Regions from separate parts of the Homo sapiens genome. Here all the other regions are linked to region 3. Evidence: chromatin loops called from intact Hi-C (ENCODE). Cell type or tissue: B cell. All regions are shown on one strand.

Region 1 (8,000 bases), 47 kb after region 3:
AGGCTATGAGCCATGATCACACCACTGCACTCCAGGCTAAGTGACAGAGGGAGACCCTGTCTCCAAAAAAAAAAGAAAAAAAAAGAAAAAAAAAGCACTGAACCCTGGGAAATGGGAAAATCTCTTAATTTCTCTGTCTCTTCTTGTTTTGTTTGTTTGTTTGTTTGTTTGTTTTTTTAATGGACTGAATTAGAAGGCATGTTCGTTCATACCTGTAATCTCAGCACTTTGGGAGGCTGAGGCTAGGAGTTTGAGACCAACCTGGGCAACATAGCAAGACCCTGTCTCTACAAAAAAATTTAAAAATTCGCCAGGCATTGGCCAACATGGTGAAACACCATCTCTACTAAAAATACAAAAATTAGGCAAGCATGGTGGCATGCACCTGTAGTCCCAGCTACTTGGGAGGCTGAGGCAGGAGAATTGCTTGAACCTAGGAGGCAGAGGTTTCAGTGAGCCGAGATTACACCACTGCACTCCAGGCTGGGCAACAGAGCAAGACTGTCTCAAAAAAAAAAAAAAAAAAAATTAGCCAAGCATGGTGACTTGTGCCTGTAGTCCCAGCAACTTGGGAGGCTGAGGGGGGAGGATCAATTGAGCCAGACAGGTTGAAGCTGCGGTGACCCATGATTGTGCCACTGCACTTTAGCCTGGGTGACAGAGCATGACCCTCTCTCAAAAAAAGAAAAAAAGAAAAAAAAGGTTTAACATCTGACATCTTAATAATTTGAGATACTTTTAAAATTCAGATTCTGATTAGTGGTCTGGGATGGGAATGGGGTGGAGGTAGGTGGGACTGGGGTTAGGGATAGGAGTGTGGATTGAGATGTGTTTTCTAAAAGCTCCAATCATGATTCTGCTGGGGGACCAGTCATGTTCTACTCTAAAATGCTCAGGGATGATTTCAGGAAACATAGGTAATAGCCACAAGTAATACACTTGTACTACCTGTACAAGTATTGCACTACATGAAGTTTTACAACCTGTGCTGAAAATATAATATTTGTTGTTCTTTCCTCCTATCTCCCAAAAGCTAATCTGGTTTGACCCCAGGATTATAAATAGTAATCACAATGATAAAGTTAATAATACTATAATTTACCATACGTCAAACACTGATTTCAAAATTTCATATCTTCATATAAGACTCTTTACAGTGCTGTGGGATACAGTATGACTATTAGCCCCATTTTACAGATGAAGAAACCAAGGCAAAGAGAAGCGAAGTAACTTACATATGACAACAGTATCACGCATAGCAAAGTATACCAGCTAGATTCAGGCTGGCTTAGGGAAACTTTCTGTCTGGAGAAACCCAAGTTGCTTCCCTCTAACATTGGGTGGCAGCGCGGTTTTATGCAAAAAGGCTAAGGCATTGGCATGAGACACTTATTCAAGGTCTGGCACAACCACTCACTAGCTATGTCAACTCAGGTGACCTTCCTTCACCTTGCTAGGTGTCTTCATCAGCTCAAGCTGCCATAGCAAAATACCATAGGTTGGGTGGCTTAAACATCAGAAATTTATTTCTCACAGATCTGGAGGTTAGGAAGTCCAAGACCAAAGTGCTGGCCAATTTGGTACCTGGTGAAGGGCTTCTTTCTAGTTTGAAGACAGACACCTTCTTGCTATATCCTCACATATCGGGGAAAGAAAGGGCTCTGGTCTCTGGTCTCTCCCTCTTTTATAAGGGCACTAATTCCATCATGAGGGCCCCACCCATATTGAGGCAGGAAATTAGGGTCTGGAGGCACGGAACATAAGGCCGATTCACACTTCAGCTGTGACAGGAAATATCCTCTCCACAGGGCATTCGCTGAGCAAACGACTTTGTAACTTTATTTCATCCTGTCCATTTACATGAGGTGTACACCAAGTAAACAATGGAATCCTCTGGAGGGTATTTAAACCCCTACAAATTCTGTAATGGTGCCCTAGAGCCCCTATGCTTGGGCCCGCTCCCACACTGTGGAGTGCACTTTCATTTTCAATAAATTTCTTCATTCTTTCCCTGCTTTGTTGGTGCGTTTTGTCCAATTCTTTGTGCAAGGTGCCAAGAACCTGGGCACCCTCCTCTAGTAACATTATGACTTCATTTAAACCTAACACTTCCCAAAGGGTCCCACCTCCAAATACCATCCCATTGGGGATTAAGGCCTCAACATTGAATTTGGAGAGACACAAACATTCAGTGCATTGCACTAAGATTCAGTTTCTTTATCTGCAAAATACGTATCACACCTATTTATAAGGTTTGAGAATGAAATAAGATGTTTATAGGCATTAGCCCAGGCTCATAATAAAACCAAAGGAAAACATTCAAAATAGGTATTGACTATGTATCAGGTACTTTTGAATAAAATGTTAAGAATGAAAATCACTTATTGAATACTATGTCTTCAGAGTTATGCTAAATGGGTTTATGTATTATATTCGTTTAATCCTCCATCACTCTTATGAAGTAGGTATGATGAAAACTGAGAGGTTGAATATTTTCCTGATGTCACAACTGGCAAATGGGAGCGGAACCTAGAGCCAGGGCATGCGCTCTGAGGTGGTCTGTGGTCTCTTCTGTTTAGACAGAAATATGCAAACAATTACTTAAATGTTCACAAAATAAATTTAAATGGATTTCTACTTAAAATAGTAGGAGAGAAATCCTCCTACTTAGGAGAGATTCCTCTAGTAGGAGAGGAATCCTTAGGAGAGATTCCTCTAATAGGAGAGAAATGCTCTACTTAAAATAGAAGGAGAGAAATCTGTTTTTCACCTTTATGGTCACCTTCTCTGCTGAGTAAAAATTGGAATACATGCTCTTACAATGGGACAAGGTGGCCAAAAAAGAACCCCGGAGTCGAATTCTCTTTCTTGCCTCTCTCTTCCTTCTTTGATGTCAGCCTTCCACTCTTGATGCCTATTCCTCCATGTTTACCCAAGGCCAACTTTGAGGGAGGAAACGTAGCTGTGAAAGCACTGGCCGGAGGGCAGCATTCTTTTCCAGTGCTAGAATTCTTTAGTGTATGAGCTGTCACCCAGCCCCTGGTTTTCTATCTCTGATTAGTCAAAGGGCTGTAGAAACATTTATACTCTCTCCTCTGGAAGAATTCTTCGGCACACTTTCCCACCTACATCCCAGCTTGAACACTGAAGGAACATCATGCTTAAACAGAGAAAAGCTTAGTTTTAGGGGAAACTGATAGACAAGCTGGGATTGAGTTTCCTTTTTAGGAACATTTTCTAGATTAAAGAAAATCAGTTCTACTCTTAATATGTTAAAAATGTGTCATGTGTTGGTTATGGAATTTGTGGGAAAAACTCAAGATGGTATTGAAGTGTTCTAAAGAAACTGCAGCGTCATCACAAAACTATACAAGTGATATTAGAAACAAAAGCTCTGACAGAAAAACCTCCTTTCAACAGAACCAGAAAAATGAATGCAACCACTGGATCACTGGCAGGATCCAAACACTTGGCTTCTCAAGGTAACCACTGAGAGGCTGGAGGTCAAGTTCAGGAAGGTACCATGTAGAAACCATACTATTCACCCAGCCAACTGGAGACAGTTAACCGATCACAAAGAAAAATGAAAATTGCAACTTCTAGAATTTAAAGGGGTTTGTCCCTGGAATCTTGGCTCTGTTAATGGCATCGACCCCTCAGGTTAATATTAAACAAACTACACTCTGGTATTCATTACCTTATCGTGAGCCAAAGGAAGATAAGCAAAATATGCAGGGCTCTGACACAGCTGGAGTGGGCCACGTAACAGAATAGCTCTTGAAGAGCCTTTTACTAGTACCGTCCTGGTAACAAATAACATTTAGTGATGATTAAATGAGTATTTATTCTCACCAAAGAAATATGCAAAAATTTCCTCATATATTTTTGTGTCTTAATCTCTTTTCTTTCCAATCTATAATTTTTCTTTAGCACAGGTTTTCTCATTCACTTAGTTTCAATGTTATTTAATCTTTATATAAATAGCCTTAAATCCCATAGAGAAATCAGCAGGTCACTAAACACTTAAATACTTATTAAGAAAATGACAGAAGAAATTTTTTCTATCTTCCTCTTTCGCTTCTCTTTTTAAACGAAGGTTGGTTGACAGTCGGGTGATCTCAGGCCTAAAGTATTTGGCTTTCCCCATTGTTCAGGACTCCGGGTAAGCCTTGGTAGGCGAGTGATCTACAATTAAGATGACAATCCCCACCCCCCTCCTTTGCATTTAGAAGTTGGGCCTTTGGGATTTTACAGTGTGCTAGCACTCTTAAAGACTATTCATATTAACTGCCTTTTTGGTTGATAAATTTGTATATCAGGGTAGTTATTATAACTACCCTGAGCTAAAAAATGAACTAGAGATTTTTGCAAATATGCAAAAACTGCTCTTACTTTGGAAAAAAGCAAAAAAACAAAAAACAAACAAACAAAAACCCCCAACAATCTCAGCTTTCATAATTAATTTCAAAGAACAACCATCAGAACAGTATTTTTTCCCCAAAGTGGGAAAATTGAAAAATATATATATTTTAAAAGATTTTGGAACTGCAGAACAGACAAATGTCCCAACTCTTAAAATCTGAAGTTAATAAACGGCTCAAAAATCTTGCTGAGCTAATTAATTAGACCTGTTCCCCAAACACTCCCTGTTGTCTTGAAGTTGAAGGAAGAAAAGGCTCTTTTTCCCACCCCTCCCCCATCCAGCAGGAGGAGCTGGAAATAGAGACTTGGTAAGTGGACTCCCGAAAGGGTTATCCCTTTCCAGTAAGCCTAGGTACAGTTAGTGCTACTAGGACAGGATGCTGGCTGAGTACAAGCTCAGCCGGAATTCCCAAAACAGAGGCACAGCTGGGGTGGGGCAGAAGCAGAGTCCTCCAAATTCACAGCTGCTACCAGTTTCAAAACTGTTTTTAGAAGCCGCAGGGCTGGGAGTGGAACAGGTTCTGTTCACTTAGTGTGGCTCAGTTTGCAATTCTGGGACAGGAGCCAGGTAGAGGATTTTCTCCCATAATTCTTAAAGATGACGTGTGCTCTCCGGAGAGATGTAACATTACAGACTATTAGAACTCGGTGGGCCTTGGGAGGTCTTCTAGTGGATCCATCCACTCATCCTACAGGCCAGGCAGTGGAGGCTCAAAAAGTTAAGCAACTTGCCTAAGGTCACATAAATGGCCTCTGACAGAGCTAGGACTCTGTTAGCTCAGAAAACCCAGTATTTTCTTCCAACTCATTTATAGTTGGTTATCCAAATCAAAATTACATTAAAATTTTCAGATATAAAACATAAACTTTGGCACATATATTTAAATTTTAACTGTAGTAAAATACACATGACATAAAATTTATCATCTTACCCATTTTTAAATGTACGATACAGCAGCATTAAGTAAATTCACATTATTATATATATATTTAATTTGGATTCCATTTCTACCATTTTATTTTATGCATTCTATTGTTCCGCCTTTTCTACATTCTTTTATATTCCTTCTTTACTTTTTTGGATTACATTTCATGTTTTATTTTTTCTTATTCTATTTTTTTCTTTTACTAGTTTAGAACTTATATCTTTGTTTTTTATATTTTATGGGATGTCCTAGAATTTATAGCATATATATAAAAATGTATATACACACACATACATATATATACGCATGTATATATGTGTGTACTTTAATGAAGTGTGTAATTTAATAAAGTCTTAAGTTAATCAATGTTTTACCCTCCTGAACAAAACACATACCTTTGGTTTTTTGTTTTTTATTTCCTTTAAAATTTTTTATTTCTATAGGTTTTTGAGGAACAGGTGGTATTTGGTTACGTGAGTAAGTTCTTTAGTGGTGATTTGTGGGACTTTGGTGCACCCATCTCCCGAGCAGTATACACTGAATCCAATTTGAGTCTTTTATTGTTCACCCCCCACCCCCATGTACATATATTTAAATGCTGAGTATCTACATGGCAATTGAAAGGGTCAGTGAAAAATGTCTTCCCCTGGGCCTGGCGCGGTGGCTCACGCCTGTAATCCCAGCACTTTGGAAGGCCGAGACAGGCAGATCACAAGGTCAGGAGTTCAAGACCAGCCTGGCCAACATCGTGAAAACCCATTTCTACTAAAAATGCAAAAATTATCTGGTTGTGGTGGCAGGCACCTGTAATCCCAGCTAATTGGGAGGCTGAGGCAGGAGAATCATTTGAACCTGGGAGGCACAGGTTGCAGCAAGCTGAGATTGTGCCACTGCAATCCAGCCTGGGTGACATGAGCAAAACTCCGTCTCAAAAAAAAAAAAAGTCTTTCCCATTATCAGTCAGTTATTTAATGGACACATACCACGTGACTCTACATGGTGGGATCAGACAGCCTCTGGGCCCTCAAGGAGCTTATCATTTGTTTAGGAGACTCAATATATAAACAGAAGACAACTATAAAAGGCAGTATCTGATATGTTTTAAATGATGGTACTCACAGTAAGTGTGAAGAATCCAAAGGACACAATCATTATGAGATGAGTACTCAGGAAAAGCTTCAACGAGAAGGTAGACTTGCGCTACATTAATATGAGCAGGCACTCCAGATGAAAGAACAGAGTGACATGGGGGTGAGCTGTAAAAGATGTTCAACAAAAAGTGACTAGAAAAGTCTCAGAGTATCCAGCATGGGTTGGTATTAGACTATAGATAAATGGCCATTACACACTGATATTATTAGATATTAGATAAATGGCCAGTTTTATCTTGTAAGCAATTGGGAGCCATTGAAGATTTTTGAATAACATGATTACCATGTTTACAAGTTGATTTGATGGCAAAGTGTAGGATGGATTGAAGGAGGAAGAGTTGTTTGAGTGAGGCTAGTTAAGACGCCAATACAACAGTTCAAGTACAAAGGCAAGTTCAAGTACAGTGGTAGGATTGGACATTGATAATGTAGATATGTAAAAAATATATAATGAACAATCAATAGAACTTTTTAATTGCCGGGTGCGGTGGCTCGCGCCTGTAATCCCAGCACTTTGGGAGGCGGAGGCAGGCAGATCACGAGGTCAGAGATTGAGACCATCCTGGCTAACATGGTGAAACCTCGTCTCTACTAAAAATACGTAAAATTAGCCGGGCGTGGTGGCACGCACCTGTAGTCCCAGCTACTCAGGAGGCTGAGGCAGGAGAATTGCTTGGACCCGGGAGGCGGAGCTTGCAGTGAGCCAAGACCGTGCCACTGCACTCCAGCCTGGGCAACAAAGCAAGACTCCGTATCAAAAAAAAAAAGAACTTTTTAATCAATTAGATTTTGAGTGTGAGGAGGAGAGGCAGGAATACTAGGTTCAAGCTGGAGTGATGAGAAATGTGGTTCCAGTTGAATGGATTGGGTAAGTGAAGCGAGGGAAATAATATGGAAGGGAAGTTCAGTTTTAGATATGCCAATACGGAAAAAATAGACATCCAAGCAGAAAAGAGAAAGTCCTTTAAAAAATGTATAGAGCTGTACAACTGCAAGGCATGACTATTCAAAACATTTTTCAACAAATGCTTTTGGTTTTTATCTGCATCTTTGGGCACAGTTTCAACAGTATTGGTCTCACCAGCTTAACCAGCTGAGATGGGAAGGATTAAGTTGATCACAATGTATGACATACTCTTCATACAGAAGTTTAAGGCTTGTAACTCAAAGCTTACAAAATGTCACTTTTACTTTATAATAATGGAGAAATAATTGGAGACATAAAAGCTTTGAGTACTCTATTCAATTGAGAATATTCCTATGGGAAATGAAAAATGCAGTCAACAAACTTATGATTGTTTTATGTTAAGCTGCTGGGTTTAAACATTTCAACCTGATGTTTTTCGTATGAAATAAATTTAGAAAATATTGTGTAAGATGGTTGCGTACTAACAGTGTTGGGATCAGATCAAATGAAGCTTCATTGTTTATAAAGTCACTTAATTTTCCACTATTGTGACCTAGAAATGTTGAGCCACAAAGCAAAGGGAGCTTTGTTAAC
Region 2 (8,000 bases), 1.6 Mb after region 3:
ATGGTATTAGATAAAATATACTTAAAACAGTAATATACTGTTCCAATGTAAGGCTGATATAAAACTATAGACAGATTTGTTCAATTAATTAACCATTTCTACAAGTTAAGTCCACAAATGAAATTTCAAATTTGGCAATCAGTTATAAGCTCTTCCAGTGCAAATCTCATCCCTTGTAAAGTCCAGAGGTATTAGTGCATAGTACCTCTGGTGACTGATCTGTTTATCAGGTGCACTCAGCTTTAAAAATCATAATAAATCTATACCCTAGTTAGGCATCTTATCTTACTGTTTAAAAAGAGGTGGGGTTGGGGGGCGGTGGTTAGACAAAATCAAAAAGGCATTATCCTTAAATTCCCAACTCAAAGCACTAGCTTCCAGTCCCAAATGGCTAAATGGATTACAATGTGTACATTCTTTTATTAAACTTTCGTTCTTTTTATTTATAAAATGGATGACCTAATTATATGGACTTTTTTCATGTTTTATTGTTCCAGATAAAATATATCAAAACATATATCTTTCATTTCTAAATAGAGTCATGGTCATGAGTAGCTTATTCCAAAGCGAAATCTAACTACTTGCAACGTTCTCCACTAAATAAGTAAATGAAATCACAGACTTACATGGGAAATTGAAATAGTATTAATAAATATTTAATACTCGGACTAGAACCTATTTGAGTTGATACTCAGATAAAAATAATCCACCCAAACGGTAGAACTCAGTTTATTAAAACAGGTAACATGACATGAGGGAATGGGCTTCCAAAGAGTCTCAGCTTAGTGACCTTGAGGCAATTACTTTACTCTGGAAACAATCTAGAACTTTACAAAGATTGTTTACAATTATGTGTGTGTCCAATAGGATATAAACATGTAGTTCTCAGAAACCAGATGTACTTCGATTTGCACAACAGCCACACTTATATACACAAAAATTTTACGTGTAATTATTTTTATGAGATCATTAATTAAATGCAATCATATGAAGAACTACCTAGTAATAACATTACTCATTCTTTAAAAAAAAGATTTTCACAGACTGGGTTTTAACTGATCCGCTTGTCTGTATCTAACATCTAGCTACCTAAAATATAGAAGCAACTTGTCTAAGGCCAATCTCCTCTATTTCATCACACTGAATTTGAATTTATATTTTATACAGCCTTTGACTCAATTGTTTTATGTCAAAAAATTCTACAAATACAATGACATTCCATAATATGTACTAACTCCTTCTATCAAATAAGCAGTCTTAGGAACTGAATTAAAATATTTATCCAAAATCATACAGAATAGCATAGCGCTTATCCATTAAAATATTCACATCTTAGAAACATGTTATATCAAACAGTAAGCATTAACCAATGCCTATTTTGGTGACCTTAAAGTACCTCTCTATACACGTTAGCATTACTTATATAATATTGCTTTTTAATGATATATTAGGACACTTTTTAGAAGAAGTCTCCCAATGCTAGACCGGGAGAAATACTGGATTGAAATTAAATACCTAGTACACTTGGTATACATTAAAGTTTGCCTATATTCGAAACTTCAGTTCTCTTACAGCATTCACGAAACTCCACCATTTCCAGAATTAAAAAAAAAAAAAAAAGTTACGTCACGGCATTAAAGTGCTAGGTAAAAACAAATTGGCAATTTAAAAAGTCAGCAAAACACCATGTTATCCCCAATTAAACTTTTGTGATGAGAAACAGTGACTAAGCATGAAGAAGAGTGATTCAGCGGAAACCGCATATTGAAATCTAACCCTCTGAAAAATCCTAAAGGTTTATTTTATGCTACTCTTTTCCTTTTGCCATGTCAACAATTGGACTGCTTTGGAAAACCTTAGTATGAGCAAATGCAAAACCTGTTAATATAATTTCCATAGGTCTCTAAAGAACAAACAGTATTGAAATTTAGCAAATGGAAATTAAAATTTAAAAAGTTTGGGATTTTGTATTAAAAGATTTTAAATTAATCTACACCGATATCAGAATGCCCATAAATAACTTCATCTTGGATCAGAGTCAACGAAGTAATCATGGAATAAAAGGTCAATTCGTTCCCAAGCATCTTTTATCTGGGACTTACAACAGGGCTCAATAAGAAAAACAAGAGAAAGGGAGAGGGAAATGGAGTACTAGGACATTGGTAAACACATACTGTTTTGCCTCTTTGCCTCTATACTCCCAAATATACCCGTTAAAAACATACTGGCAGATTACTTTGAATTCAGCACGCGCTCTATAAACCCCTTCCAAGCAAAGGAGTTCCAAGGCGCAGGTCTTGGAACAACACAAATAACCTCAGGTCTGCAAAATAAGGAAGTTCCCCTTTAATAAGGACCGAGGCTAAGGCTAAGATCCTCTCACTTCCATGAATGGCAAAGTTACCAACTTTGCTCATCCCGTGCAGACAGTGGATGATGCCTCCCCAGTCTTACTTTAAGCCATTTGTCCCCAAATAACCCAAGTTTCTAAAAACCAGACGGAACGAGAAGCTTAGGGTTCCCTAAGTTTAACTCCTCCTTCGTCCCTTCCCAATACAAAGACACACAAACTGGGGGGGACACGGAGGTCGGTGCCCTCGAGGCTTAAGTCGCCATTTGCTGACCTCAACGGCTGGCCCGGCATGCGGCCCGGCGAGGACACGAGCGCGGCGGACGCCCTCTCAGGGCGCCCGGACGGCCGACCCGGGACGCGCATGGACCGGGGTCAGCCGCCTTTCCTCTGCTCCAGGCCGGGCCCGTCAACCCCACGGCCGCCAGCGCCAGCGCCTCGGTCCCGGCCGCGGCCTCAAACTGCCCGGCCGCTGCCTTCGTCCCCGCCGCAGCGCGGACGGCGCCGGCCTCCCCTGCGGGCCTCCCGTCACTCACCGGCCGGCGCGGCCGAACCGCGGCCCAGGCCCTAGCTGCCCTGGACGCCGTGCCCAGCTGCTCCGCTCTGTCCCGGCGACGCTCCGTACCCCACACAGCCGTCCGAACCGCCTCCTCCGCCCCTCTTCCCCAGCCGGGCCGCCGCCTTTTCTCTTCTCCCGGCCTGCTCCAGAGGCAGCCACCCTCCTCGCGCGCCCCGCCCCGCTGCGCCCCGCCCACCCGGCCCGGCTTCTGCCGACAGCTGGGCGGGGACGCGCACGCAGTCCCGGCGGGGACGCGCACGCCGCCCTCTGACCCCGCAGCGTCGTGGCTAGAGTAGGGTCTGGAGAGAGCTCCCACTGTGGCGAGTCCTGTCGTTGGATTCCCGCGGCGCCCCGTAAGGCTCCGCCCCGGCGGTGCTACCAAACCCTGTTCGATTTTAGAATCGTACATTCCCAGAGGGAATCCTAGACCCCTCATTTTACAGTTGAGGAAACAGGCCCAAGTAGCATGACTTGTTCGCGCCGCTAGTCGAAGGAGCAGCAGCCCCGATCCCTTGACTCTGGGGCACTGCTTTCCCTTTAGCTCATTTTTGGAGGAAATGGGTGCGCCCTTGCTCGACCTTTGGTGATTGCCGCCACAGGCCTTCCCGCCGGCTAACTCAGCGTGCCCAAGTCCCGTGACTTAGTGCCAGGACGGTGCTGTGACCCGTTATCCCCTGTCGGGTTTTACCTCCCCCCGGGAGAGCTCAGCCCTGGATCCCGGCGGGCGGCGGAGCCTCTCTGGAGCCCGGACGGGACAGCCCACCAGGGTCTGCTTCTGTGAGGGGCCGAGGCGTCATTCCGCGAAGGTAATTAGCTGGGGAGGGGACTTGAAGCCGCTTTTGCAGTGTACCTTACATATGACTGGGGAGTAAAGAAATCCCACAGGGCTGTATCAAAGAATGGATGGATGTCCACGCCCCCGCTACCACCACCAAGCCTTGGTCTACGGCCGAGGGACAGTGATTCCGAGCTCTGGGTGTTGGGAGCCGCTCACCCGCCCCCACCCCTCTGTCGGGGACTCCTGCCCACCCCGTCGCAAGAGAATTACAACAAAGGAAAGATGGTTGTAATCCTGGCAGTGGGGATGGGGGCAGAGCCAGGAAAACACTGTTGTCATCCTTTTTGTGGCTGCATCTTTACCCCTTGCTGTTGTGCTTTGGGAAAGAGAGCTCACACATAATTTGCTATCCTACAGAGAAAGCCTGTGGGTTTTTCAGATCCGTAAATTAAACAAAACAAAACAAAAACTGAGTTAGGAACTTAGATTACAGAGTAAAGGTTGATTCCTTAAATGATTAACTTTTTGAAAAATTATCTGTTCCCCTTATTTTGCCTGATTTGGCTGTAGACAGGCTCTGGTCCTCGGTTCAGACCTTGAGAGCCACTGTCCAGAGAGCTACATGGTCAGGATGGGGAAACAGGCAGGATGGCCCAGTGGGAGAGGATGTAGGTGCTGCTACACTATAGCCCCGCTCAATGCTCACTGTCCTGGATTGAGTCACAGACCTTTGTTTTGCTTTAGCTGTCCTCTTATAAAGGATCTAAAATAGATTATCTCTAGAGCCCTTTCCAGCTTTAAAATTCTGTGAATCTCTAATTATACTTATTGAGATCTGGGGCTTTACCTTTTACTAAGTCACCTAGCTGACACTAGGTCACCCTCACTCGCCTGAAGTTGAGTCATTCAGGTTGGAAACCTCATTGTCTTCTTTGTCCCTTCATCTCAATAATTTTCCATGTCCAGACAATTATTTAAAATCCTTTTTTTCTTTCACCTTCATCCCTAGTTACTGTTAAATCAAGTTTAGCCTAAAGCAGCCTCCTTACATATTTTACGTTCAGCCTAAAGGTTTCTGTGTACACCGTGAACTATAATAAGTGGAGGAGTAAACAGACCATAGCCCACACTTCTGTCAATCATTGAGTTTGGCCAATCAAATGTAGCCAGTTGTTCGAACCTTGTTCAAATAAGGCAAACCCCAACCTGTAACCAATCCAGCTGTTTCTGTACCTCAGTTCCGTTTTCTGTATGTCGCTTTCCTTCTTCTGTCCTAAATCATCTTCCACCATGTGGCTGCGCTGGAGTCTCAAAGCCTACTCTGGCTCAGGAGGCTGCCTGATGCGTGAATTGTTCGTTGCTCAAACTCCTTTAAATTTAATTTGGCTGAAGTTTTTTTTTTTTTTTTTAACATTACTGTCTTAAACAAATTTGGATGTCTGCTGTTGCCTAACCAGTCCTTTCTCCTGCAGTATCTCCTATCTCAAATCCCCTATCAACACAATTCTTCCTAAGACACCCATTTTATCTTGTTATTTTTATATTCACCTGGCTGGGATGATGTTTTAGTATGTGTATTAGGGTTCTCTAGAGGGACAGAACTAATAGGATAGATACACATAAAAGGGAGTTTATTAAGTATTAACTCACACGATCACAAGGTCCCACAATAGGCCATCTGCAAGCTGAGGAACAAGGAGAGCCAGTTTGAGTTCCAAAACTGAAGAACTTGGAGTCTGATGTTCAAGGGCAGAAAGCATCCAGCATAGGAGAAAGATGTAGGCTGGGAGGCTAGGCCAGTCTAGCCTTTTCATGTTTTTCTGCCTGCTTTATATCCTAACTGTACTGGCAGCTGATTAGATGGTGCCCACCTAGATTAAGGGTGGGTCTGCCTTTCCCAGCCCACTGACTCAAATGTTAATCTCCTTTGGCAGCACCCTCACAGACACACCTATGATCAATACTTTACATCCTTCAAGCCAATCAAGTTGACACTCAGTATTAACTGTCACAGTCTGTTTATGCTGCTATAACAAAATATTACAGACTGGGTAATTATAAATTACAAGAAACTATAATTATAAAGAAGAAAAATTTATTTTCTCACAATTCTGGAGGCTGGGAAGTTCAAGATCAAGGCATGGGCAGATTTGGTTGTCTGGTAAACATCCCATCTGTGCTTCTAAGATAGCACCTTGAACACCTCTTCCTCTGGAGAGGAGGAAAGCTCTGTCCTTATAGCAGAAGTTGAAGGGACAAAAGTCAAATTCCCTTTGCCCAGCCCTCTTATAAGGGCATCTAATCCCATTCATTAGGGCAGAGCTCTTAAAACTCAGTCACCTCCCAAAGGCCATACTTTCCAACACTGTTGCATTGGGGTTAAGTTTCAACATGAATTTTTGAGAAGGGGACAAAACCATTCAGACCATAGCAGATGGCTATCTAGAGCCCATGAGATACAGTCTCAACTCCTGTCTGCAGTTGCTCAAAGTAAATCTTTCATTGTAGCCTGATTTGTTTCCTTCTTTTCTCTACCAAACACTATGCACAGTCCAATTCCAAGCCACCTGTGATTATACAGTATAATAATAAATCTGAGATTCCTCCTTCTTAACTATACAGCTCTAATACCATGTCCTCTCTGAGAGGACTCTGTAGCAAATACTATCTGTTTTGAGCACTTTTACATGTACCAAATGGCACTGTTACCTTTTTCACAAATCTATATGTGAAACATATAGATTCACATGTAGATATTGGCTCACAGATTATCTCCCAAATTCATGGGAGCAGATTTTGCATCACTTTAATATGTTCCCCAACTATCTAGTATACTACCATGTACATTGTAGATGCTTAATGAATATTTGTCATTTGAAAAATAAAATGTTTACTTTTCCTGTCATTTCACCCCATCCTCATTTTCTGTGTATCTTCTATTTACCTTCTATTGGTGCCTTTCCAAGAGAATGTATCAAAGTGTAAGGTGAGCAGAAAGAATGCCAGAAATCACAAGTTTCTTTAAATATGCCCTCCTCTCTAATATACATGTATTTTGACATAGACTTTTAGAGGAAAGCTCTCATCTGTGTGACTTAGCCACTCAAGAGAAGTGACGGGGACCCTGGAAATTTAAGGTTTTTTAAAAAAAGGAGGAAAGGGCAATATTAGGTTTGACCTACCTGCTACCTTAGAGGAAAGCCTTGCTTGTTCCTCACATCACACCCCACATGCTGTCACATACAGGCTTGGACAAGACCTAGTGGCTTTTTCTAGAGGCTATACCCAAGTTGAGGAAGGAATAAGAACTACAAAAATGACACCACAAATACAAAGCCTAGACACAAGACTAGACTGTAAGAGAGAGAAGTTGTCAAAGAAAATAAATTCAGTTGCTAAATAAAGTAAATTCAGCCAGACAAATGGCTCTTCCCTTTGTTCAATGTTAGGTCAAACAGACCTATGTTCAAGTAGGTTTTCTTTTCCAACTAAACCAGCCTGTACTCAGGTAGCCCAGGGCCAAGGCAACAGATAAGTTAGGACTAAAGTCTAAGTCATGTTCTAATTAAGGAAAGGATCATTGCCAGAGACAAGTGTGATTGGGTGGGGGCTGATTTGCAGCTGTGAAATCATGGGACAATCAGAATTACCAGCTGGGACTGTGGTGGGAAATACCATTCCTCTTTTATGATATGCTCCTACGGGATTGCAAGAGAGAAAGAGCCGGTTTGAATCACCTAATTCCCAGAGTCTAGAATCTAGTAGCTATAATTATATTTCCTATATAAATTCATTTGAAGTATGAGGAATATGATAATTAACATACAATTATATGATAATTTGGAAGCAGCCTGCCAAGGCTAATATTCATAACCCAAAGTCAACCTTGCAATTTTATATAAATTATCAAGAGAATTTGAACCAAGGCAGCCTGGAATATTAGAAAAGCAGAAGACCAAGGTTTTGTTCCTGTACACCACAGACTTGCTATAAGACATTGTTGAAATTATCATGTGCATTTCAGTGTTTCACAGTTTGAGTTATTACAATTAGATTTCTTAATATAGTGTCTAGCATACAGAATATATGCTCATTAAACAAATAAAGAAACAAATGAAAAATCCCATTCCCTGAAAGGTTGTACCTCAAAGGTGTGGTATTTGCATTTCGGGAAGCTAGCACTTATGGGTACTAGTCTGTGCTTAAGCAGATGTTTAGGTAGCCTTCTCTCATCTCTTAGATGAGAGGACATCTAAGAGAGGACATCTCTTAGATGTCCTTTCAGATCAGTTGTCTACAAATACATATGTGAC
Region 3 (8,000 bases):
CAAGCTCAAGCAATCCCCTGGCCTCAGCCTCCCGAGTAGCTGGGACTACAGGAACGCAACACGACGCTCAGCTGAAAATTAAATGAGAAGATATATGTAAAGAGCTTAGAGCAATGCTTGTCACATAGTGACATGTTCTCAATCCGTGTTATTATTATCATTTCAGTGCCTTGAAAGCCATTTTTATCAAGACTGTGGCCTCTGACAATTTGGCGCCATACAATGGAGATGGCGGGTGGCAGGTGGCAGGTGGCACTCTGGTGACCCCATGTCATCACCACGTGGCTGCCTCTTGACCCTGGCAGAGTCTAAGTTCCCTTTCTTCTCTCAGCACCGCAGGGCAAGGCCCGAGGAACTGCTCTTGCCTGAGCTCCTGTCGTGTACTTCGGAGGGCCGGGCCTGGCGCTTAGAAGGAGGGGTGCTGTTGAGGTCAGGACACAGGAGCAGGCCTCTGACAGCTTACAATGCTGTGTGGCAAAGTGTAAAGGGGGTGATTCTCCCGGTTACTATCCTGAGGCCCTCTCGCAGGGGCAGTTCTCTAAGAGTTGGCGGAAACTCCAAGAACCAGGGCAGCAGGCTCGTGACAGCCCGTGTTCCCAGGGATCACAGGAGTTCCAGGAAGAGGCAAGACAGTTCTTACAATGTGACCCAGTAGGAGAGCCATTGGTGAGGTCTTGCACAGTGAGGTTAGTGTGTGCAGTCTCCAGGCTGATAGAAGTTCTTGATGAAGAAGTCTCTGCCTGCACCATATGAACAAGGGCGTGGCCGGACAGTCGTGTGGCTGCCAGATCCCAGCTCAGCCACAGGCCCCTACCACTCCACAACACAGAGCCTGGGCTCTGGGTTCTGTGGTAGATATGAGGTCCTGGGTAGTGGGGAATGGAGTGGAAGTCCTGGGAAAAGGGATAACAGGACAAACTGAATCTCATGTGCACAGAAAGGAAGGACAGCATTGCAAAACAAGGAAGGGGAACAGAAATATCTCATTGCATCGTAGGGTAGCGGGGGCAAAGAGGAGGCCACTGCGCTGCATCCAAGACTGTGCAGTGGCGATGGTGCCTTCAGCCACCAGGAAGGGCGACTTTGCCACGCTCCCCTGCATGTGGCGTGGCACAGCCGACACGCGCATTTCTACAAAGCCTCCCTCCCGTGTGACTTGTGGCACGTGCGAAGAAGAAAAGCGGCCCCTAGGGGCAGGGGTCCAGGAACTCTGCTGCTGCCCGTGCACCTCATTCCTTGAAACCTACTCTGCTTAGAACAACACAAACTAAACGCCGCCCTGTGGGCCGCGTCCCTGCACCACCAACCAGGCGCCTCCAGAACGCGCTCCCAGGAACCCAGAAGTTTGCTGGTGTGTGTTTGCGGCGCCCGCGCACCTCGAAACTGAAAGCGCAACTGGAGGGCCTGGAGTCTCGCCCCAGCCAAAGGCCCGCGAGCGCCGCTGCCGCGGCCTCCACCCCAACCGAGAGCGCGCCGCTCCGCTGCAGTTGTCTTCACTGCCGCAGCGGGCCGGGGGCAACAGTGAGCCGCGGCGGCGAGAAACCGAGGTACCGGCGTGGCGGCCGCCCCAGCCCGGGCTGAGAGAGCCGAGACAGTGGCGGCGAAAACTCTCTGCGTTCTGGAGGGAGGGTGCGGGCAGGAGGAGGTAGAGGATGCCTTGTAAGCGGAGCAAAAACAAGGTTCAACGTCTGCACCAGGATGGCCGAGTGGTTAAGGCGTTGGACTTAAGATCCAATGGACATATGTCCGCGTGGGTTCGAACCCCACTCCTGGTAGCTTTAGGTTTTTCTCTTAAATCATTTTATTTTTTAAAAATACGAATCTCACTGAACACACCACGCCTTGGACATTAGAATTCCGACTTCTGGCTGGGAGAAGCGCAACGCTCACACGCAAAGTCCTGCTTCCCACCAAGAGACCGCGCAGGCGGCGGCCCTCAGAGCTCTGCTCACTTCCCCAGCTGCGGGGCGGGAGGCGGCCGGGAGGGGGAGGGCTGTGACCTGGAGGGTATTTTTAAAACTGCCTCTGCAAAAAAGTGAAAAATGCATCTCTCTTTTTTTTCCCTTTCTCTCTCTCTCCCTTTTTTTTCCCCCGCCAATGTTAATTTTGTGCACACAACTCTTCTATTAACTCCTAGAAGGCGGAGACTGTATCATCCTAGATGTAAAATGCACTCCAACTTGGGTTCGGCTTAGAATTTTTAAATACAGCGTGGTCAAGTTTTTTTTTTCTTCTTCTCCCTTTAAAATTGTTTGTTTAATGAGAGCCATCTAAGAATTTTTAAAAGTTGCAAGTACACTGCAAATAACTTTTTTTCCTCTCTTGAATCATTTAAAAGTAAAATACCTAGTGGATGCCCAAGTACTACTATTAAAATCAGGAAATTAACATTGATGATTTAATACCATCTAATCCTCGGTGCGCAATCGGTCACCAGTTGTCGCAAGAATGTTCTTTATAGCAAAAGGCTCCTCTTCAGAATGATGCGTTGCATTTACTTGTCCTGTCTCCTTCGGCTTCTTCCGTGTGGATCAGCTCCTCAGCCTCTGCTGACTTTCATGATCTTGACACTTCTGCTGACAAGCCAGCCGGTTTGTAGAATGTCCCTTTGTCAGTCTAGGTTTTCTGGTGTTTCCTCCTGATGAGATCCAGGCTCTGTTTATTTAGCAGGACTTCCACAGAAGCCATGCAGTGTTCTCACGGCAGCCTCTCAGGTCGCATGATTTCCGTGTGGCCTGCTTCTCTGCCAGGCTTCTCCTCTGTAAAGTTACTGTTTTCCCTTTGTGATTAGTACCTGTTTTAGAGGGAAGTGCTTTGAAGCTGTGTAATATCCGGTGCCTTATCAAATTTTCATTTTATTCAATTATTTATGGAATTATAAGTTATGTACGTATGTATCCATGGTGCCCTATTTTAATTAATGGTTACAATCCATTCATTCATTTTGATGCTCAGAGTGTCTCAGATTGGGCCAGTGACAGCCCATTCAAGCTGACTTTTGACCTGTCTGCATTATTCTTTAGCACTTCCTTACTTCCTACTCCAAGATGGTCCAGATTTACCTTGTGCTTTCCTGACCCAGTACTAGAATCAGCCATTTTCTAAAGATCCTTGGTTCCTTTTAGTGGAGAATGGTATCTAGAAACCAAGGTCTCAGTGCTAGGTGTGCTCATTGCTTTTGAGGTGTTGCTACTTCCAGGCCCTCTGGGTAGACAGAATTAAGGAGTGTGTGTGTGTGCATATTTATCTATTTGTATATCTATATAAATATATATCTATATTTATTCATATATCTTTATGTATATCAAGGAGTTTATATATACCTCCAATTCTGATCCAACACTATAGACTTTGTTCTATTTTGTCTCCCTGTCCATGTTTGTAACTCCCTGAATTCCTGCCTCCCCAGTGCAGATCTATACATTGCTTAAGCTCATGTAATGGCTTTAGAATTGAATTGTTCAAAAAGGAAAGAGAAAAAGAGTGTCTACATATTTTGGAAATAAACATCCTGCCAGCAACTGAGAACAGGCTCTGAGCCACTCACTATTAGATACTTGGGATGTGCAGATAAATAACCCGGCCTCTGTCTCAGTGAGCTCAGATAGCAAGAGACAGAGATTTTAATAAGCCACATTTGTAATGAAAAAATATGAATTATGCCCAAGGTGCTAAAGGAGTGGTTTGGGAAGGCCTGACTCTTCCTCAGAGAGCCAGCTTTAGTTGAGAGGTGAAAGAAGAGAAGCAGGGATGAGGGAGGGGCAAGAGGGAGAGGGAGACAGATACAGGTGGGGTAAGCCACGTGGGAGCCATCTGGGGGCCCTGTGAAGTATGATGCCCAGGATGCCCTGAAGGATTTGCAACAGAAGGAACCTGACAAGTGTTACATTTGGAAGTATCTGTGTCTACCGATGTAGAGAATCTTGGTCTGTCTTTATAGGCTTGGGATGGGGGGCATGTTGAATTGGTAGAAAATATTTTGGGGGAAAAATTGTTTAATTCTGTTAATAGCCAGTTAGACTGAGCTCAGTCTTTCTCTTCCTCCTTAAAAGCCCAGGATTTTTTCCTTGAAAAGCAGATTTGTTATATTAGATTCTTTATATATTTTCAAAAGTTCTTAAAACATAGCGAATATATTGAAGTTAAATTTGAATCGTTAACTTAGTTTGAATTAAATTTACATTAGTTTAAATTAAATTTGAATCATTAAATTTGTATACTGCCACTAAACTTATAATGATTTTCTAATAATTATTTTAACAAAAAGAACTTAAGTCAATCCTTTGAATTAAAAATTAACAGTGTGGCTTTATAAACATTCTCTGTGGGTTTGAACTAGTTGTAAGTTATTCAAAATTGTTTATTTTCTATTGGGCTTTTACATAGATCTCTGTAGGAAAAGCTGCTACCAATGTATTTACGCAGTGACACCTACTGGTTAAGTTGAGGCAAATTTTTTGTTAAATTCTGTCTGCCTTGTTCTGACTATAGAATTCTGATAATTTGCTCCACAGTTACTGTGTTTGGAAGCAGATTCAGGCTATATCTATGTCAGCCAGTAAATTGACTTTCTTTTTTCTCTTGTAATCATTAATGATAAACCTGCCATTGAAAATAATCCTGAATCACTGATACAACTTGCACGAGACATTATTTTCATTGTATCAATAGAAGCTTTATTGCACTGCATCTTCTTTGTTTGTTTCAGTTCATTTTCCAATTCCAAATCTGGCTATGAAGTTGAAGGATAATAGATATCTGGATTAGCCATCAGCTTTAAAACACAGAAGTCATGTCCAATTTGAGAGATCCTGAACAAGTAGCGTTCTTGGTCCTCAGTAGGAAGTTGGAATTTGGAAGCCTTAATTATTTTGCTTGTTTTTCATTTTACTTTCAAATACAATTGCAGCTAGCTAAAGAACAAATTCAATATATGCTATGAATCTCACCCATATGTTAATTGTTCAAGTGGGATAAATGGTAATGCTCCATGTTTTAATAAGTCTGTTTAGTTCAAAGATATTGTGTAAGAGGCAGAGAACATAATCCCAGGTGCCTTGCATCGCCTCATTACTCTGCTACTGGATAAAGGGTGATTGCGAACCAGCCCAGCCTATGTTTCATTTTCATCAAAATAGATTTTGATGCCTCTGAACCATTTATCAGACTGCCTGGCAGAGAAGAATGATTCTTTTGTTGTTTATTATATCATTTGAGAAGAAAATAACATTGAGGCAGAATCCCAGGTTGTAGATTAGTATGTGGCAAAGGCCAAACTCAATATTAAGGGCTCTGAAGCAAAAAGTGGATGTCCCAGTGTGAACAGGCTGCATTGGGCAGTGACAACCTCTGACTGTGGAATGTAAGCCAGCCAGGGCCAGAACTGTCTCATTAGCCACACCAGTCAAGGGTCGGCAGTGGGTCCTTACAGAACTGAAATGAAAACTTCGTCCAGCAGAGTGTCTCCAGTACATTACATGCACTCAACAAATACCTGCTGAATAAGTGAACTACCCTGAAATCCATTGAGTATTCATAATTCATTTTGTGTGTTGTACACATATTAATCCTTATTCAGGGTATGTGTTTTAAAATGTACTGTGGATTTATTTTAATCAGGAACAGTAGGACAGGACACAAAAATGACTGTCATGAAGGAAGCAATTCTTATGTTGCAGATTCCTAGACACAGGAGTCACACCACACCATGCAGGGCCAAATGGGGAAGGAGTGGGATCAGTCAGTGGCAGAAAGATTGAAGGGAAAGCATGAGTGACAACCTTTATTGTGGGTACCAAAAAAAAAAAATAGAATGAATAAGACATACTATTCGATCACACCACAGAGTGACTATTTTCAATAACAACTTCATTAAACATTTTAAAATAAACAGTGTGGCTGGGCGCAGCTGGTCATGCGTGTAATTCCAGCACTTTGGGAGGCCGAAGTAGTTGGATCACTTGAGGCCAGGGATTCGAGACCAGCCTGTGCAACATGGTAAAATCCTATCTCTATGAAAAATACAAAAATTAGCCAGGTATGGTGGTGTGCGCCTGTAGTCCCAGCTACTCGGGAGGCCGAGGTGGGAGGATAACTTGAGCCCAGGAGGCCAAGGCTGCAGTAAGCCGTGATCACACCACTGCATTACAGCCTGGGTGACAGAGCAACACCCTTTCTCAAAAATAAAGTAAAATAAAAAATAAAATATAATAAAACTAAGAGTGTAATTGGATTGTTTGTAACACAAAGGACAAATGCTTGAGGGCATGGATACCCTCTTCTCCATGATGTGATTATTTCACATTGTATGCCTGTATCGAAACATCTCATGTACCCACAGACATATACAGCTTCTATGCACCCATAAAATTTTTTTAAAATAAGAATGAAAAAACAGTAAGATTTTTACAAACAGCCTTTATTGTGGCTTTTGCAGGAAAAAAGGGGGCAAGAAAGGGTAAGCATGCTTAAGATTGGCTGGTTTGAGTAATTTCAGCAGGCTCTGAGGTGTAAGGGCTATTCTGAGTTGTCTCCTGTCTCTAGGAATTAGCTGACCTTGGGAGGGACAATCTCTGCCCAATCAGTAAGACCCCAGATGCCAGAGCATTAAAAATACAGAACATTTAAAAATGTAGTTAATACACTGTGGGTTCAGGCATTCTCATACTTCTTTTACTTCTTTTCCCTCTCTTCTTCTTTGTTCAGCTAGGGTGGACCTTACTAATCAAGATTCAGAAGTCAGCCGGGAGCAGTGGCTCACACCTGACATACTAGCACTTTGGGAGGCCGAGGCAGGCGGATAGCTTGCACCCAGGAGTTGAGACCAGCCTAGGCAATATGGCAAAACCCCATCCCTACGAAAAATACAAAAATTAGCTGGGTGTGGTGGCGCATGCCTGTAGTCCTAGCTACTCAGGAGGCTGCGTGAGAGGATTGCAGCGAGAGGATTGCCTGAGCCCAGGAGGTCGAGGCTCGCAGTGAGGCGAGATGGCGCCACTGCACTCCAGCCTGATGAAAGAGTGAGGCTCTGTTTAAAAAAAAAAAAAAAAAAAAGCATTCAGAAGCCCAAAGAGGCAACACTTAAGTAGTTTTTGAGTCATTGAGTCATTTCTATCTGGGTAGGCTAGACAATACACTTGTGCAATTCAAGTTCTAAGTTTATCTTTGGGTTTAGGTTGTATTTTCAGCCATTTTGTTCACTGCCATAGCATGGTAAGGTTGGCAGTTACTGAATAAGGTAACTTTTTTAAGTTGCATGGATAAGATGGATTATTTAAAAGAGTGTTGAATATTTGCCTCAATTCCACAATTTAATGTATATATAAACACAGAATTGTGTGTGTTTGTGAAATACACAGCATAGGTCCTATGAGGCAACACAAGAACTGTGATTAGGAGTCTGCCAGTTCAATTTTTAATCCTAGCTGCAACCCTTGGTAGCTATGTGACTTTAGACTGGCTATTCAGTTTCTCCAAGTCCCTGTTTTCTCGCCTATGAGATGGAGTTGACAATAATAGTACCCACCAAACAATTCATTGTAAGAGATAAACGTAAAGTTGAAAAAATGCTTAGAAAGTGCCTGGCATATAAAATGATCAATAGATGAACCTATTGTTATACTTTAGTGATTCTCATAAAGTGTATATATGGATTGACTGTGAGATCAGTTTTGCTATAAAGGCAAAAGTTGCTCATGGAATTGATTCTGTTGGATGTACATTGTGTGTGTAAACTAAAAATAAAATTCTAAGTCCCCACTGACTAAACAGACCTCCTCTTAACCAAGGGGGACCCCAGAGTAACCTTGAAAACTAAGTTGTCACTCATGGTGAGGTGAGAGGTCAGACATGCCTCCTTATATCCTCTCCCTCACTAACCAGGATCAGGCTTTCTTCCCTAAGGCCTAAACAGAAACCAGCCCTTTCAAAAGACTCCACCACTGACATCAACCAACTGCCTGACACTGCCCCTCCTTTTTTGCCTAATAAGAGACTACCAA

What was found. Peaks named below come from ENCODE experiments on the same cell type or tissue, not always from the same donor. Only the 100,000 strongest peaks of a DNase experiment are listed, where the experiment ranks them.
Region 1: a loop joins it to region 3, with 2.7 times the contacts of the local background. A loop is called at or near these places in 26 of 110 quality-filtered maps.
Region 2: a loop joins it to region 3, with 12 times the contacts of the local background. A loop is called at or near these places in 3 of 110 quality-filtered maps.

What each region holds. Positions count from the first base shown.
Region 1 is chr6:144,261,451-144,269,450 of GRCh38, forward strand. No RefSeq gene overlaps it. Among named protein-coding and RNA genes, the nearest start is that of UTRN, 20 kb to the right of the region's middle. RefSeq lists a silencer at 2,229-2,429 and enhancers at 3,989-4,722, 4,723-5,456. In B cell, no CTCF peak of the experiment used is centred here; a DNase peak (open chromatin) is centred at 4,141.
Region 2 is chr6:145,811,717-145,819,716 of GRCh38, forward strand. It overlaps FBXO30 (F-box protein 30), which reads right to left and starts at 3,079. Exons shown (of 3, transcript NM_032145.5): 1 at 2,887-3,079. All of the region lies in intron 1 of EPM2A-DT (EPM2A divergent transcript), which reads left to right. RefSeq lists enhancers at 2,488-3,042, 4,100-4,169 and a silencer at 2,720-3,259. In B cell, a CTCF peak has its summit at 3,447; DNase peaks (open chromatin) are centred at 2,505 and 3,165; H3K4me3 peaks cover 2,650 bases; H3K27ac peaks cover 1,793 bases.
Region 3 is chr6:144,214,855-144,222,854 of GRCh38, forward strand. TRL-TAA1-1 (tRNA-Leu (anticodon TAA) 1-1) reads left to right here and starts at 1,693; the gene lies at 1,693-1,775. RefSeq lists enhancers at 1,160-1,449, 1,780-1,909 and silencers at 1,324-1,788, 2,000-2,049. In B cell, CTCF peaks have their summits at 1,522, 4,434 (motif pointing left) and 4,634; DNase peaks (open chromatin) are centred at 1,427, 1,557 and 4,437; H3K4me3 peaks cover 1,802 bases; H3K27ac peaks cover 3,368 bases.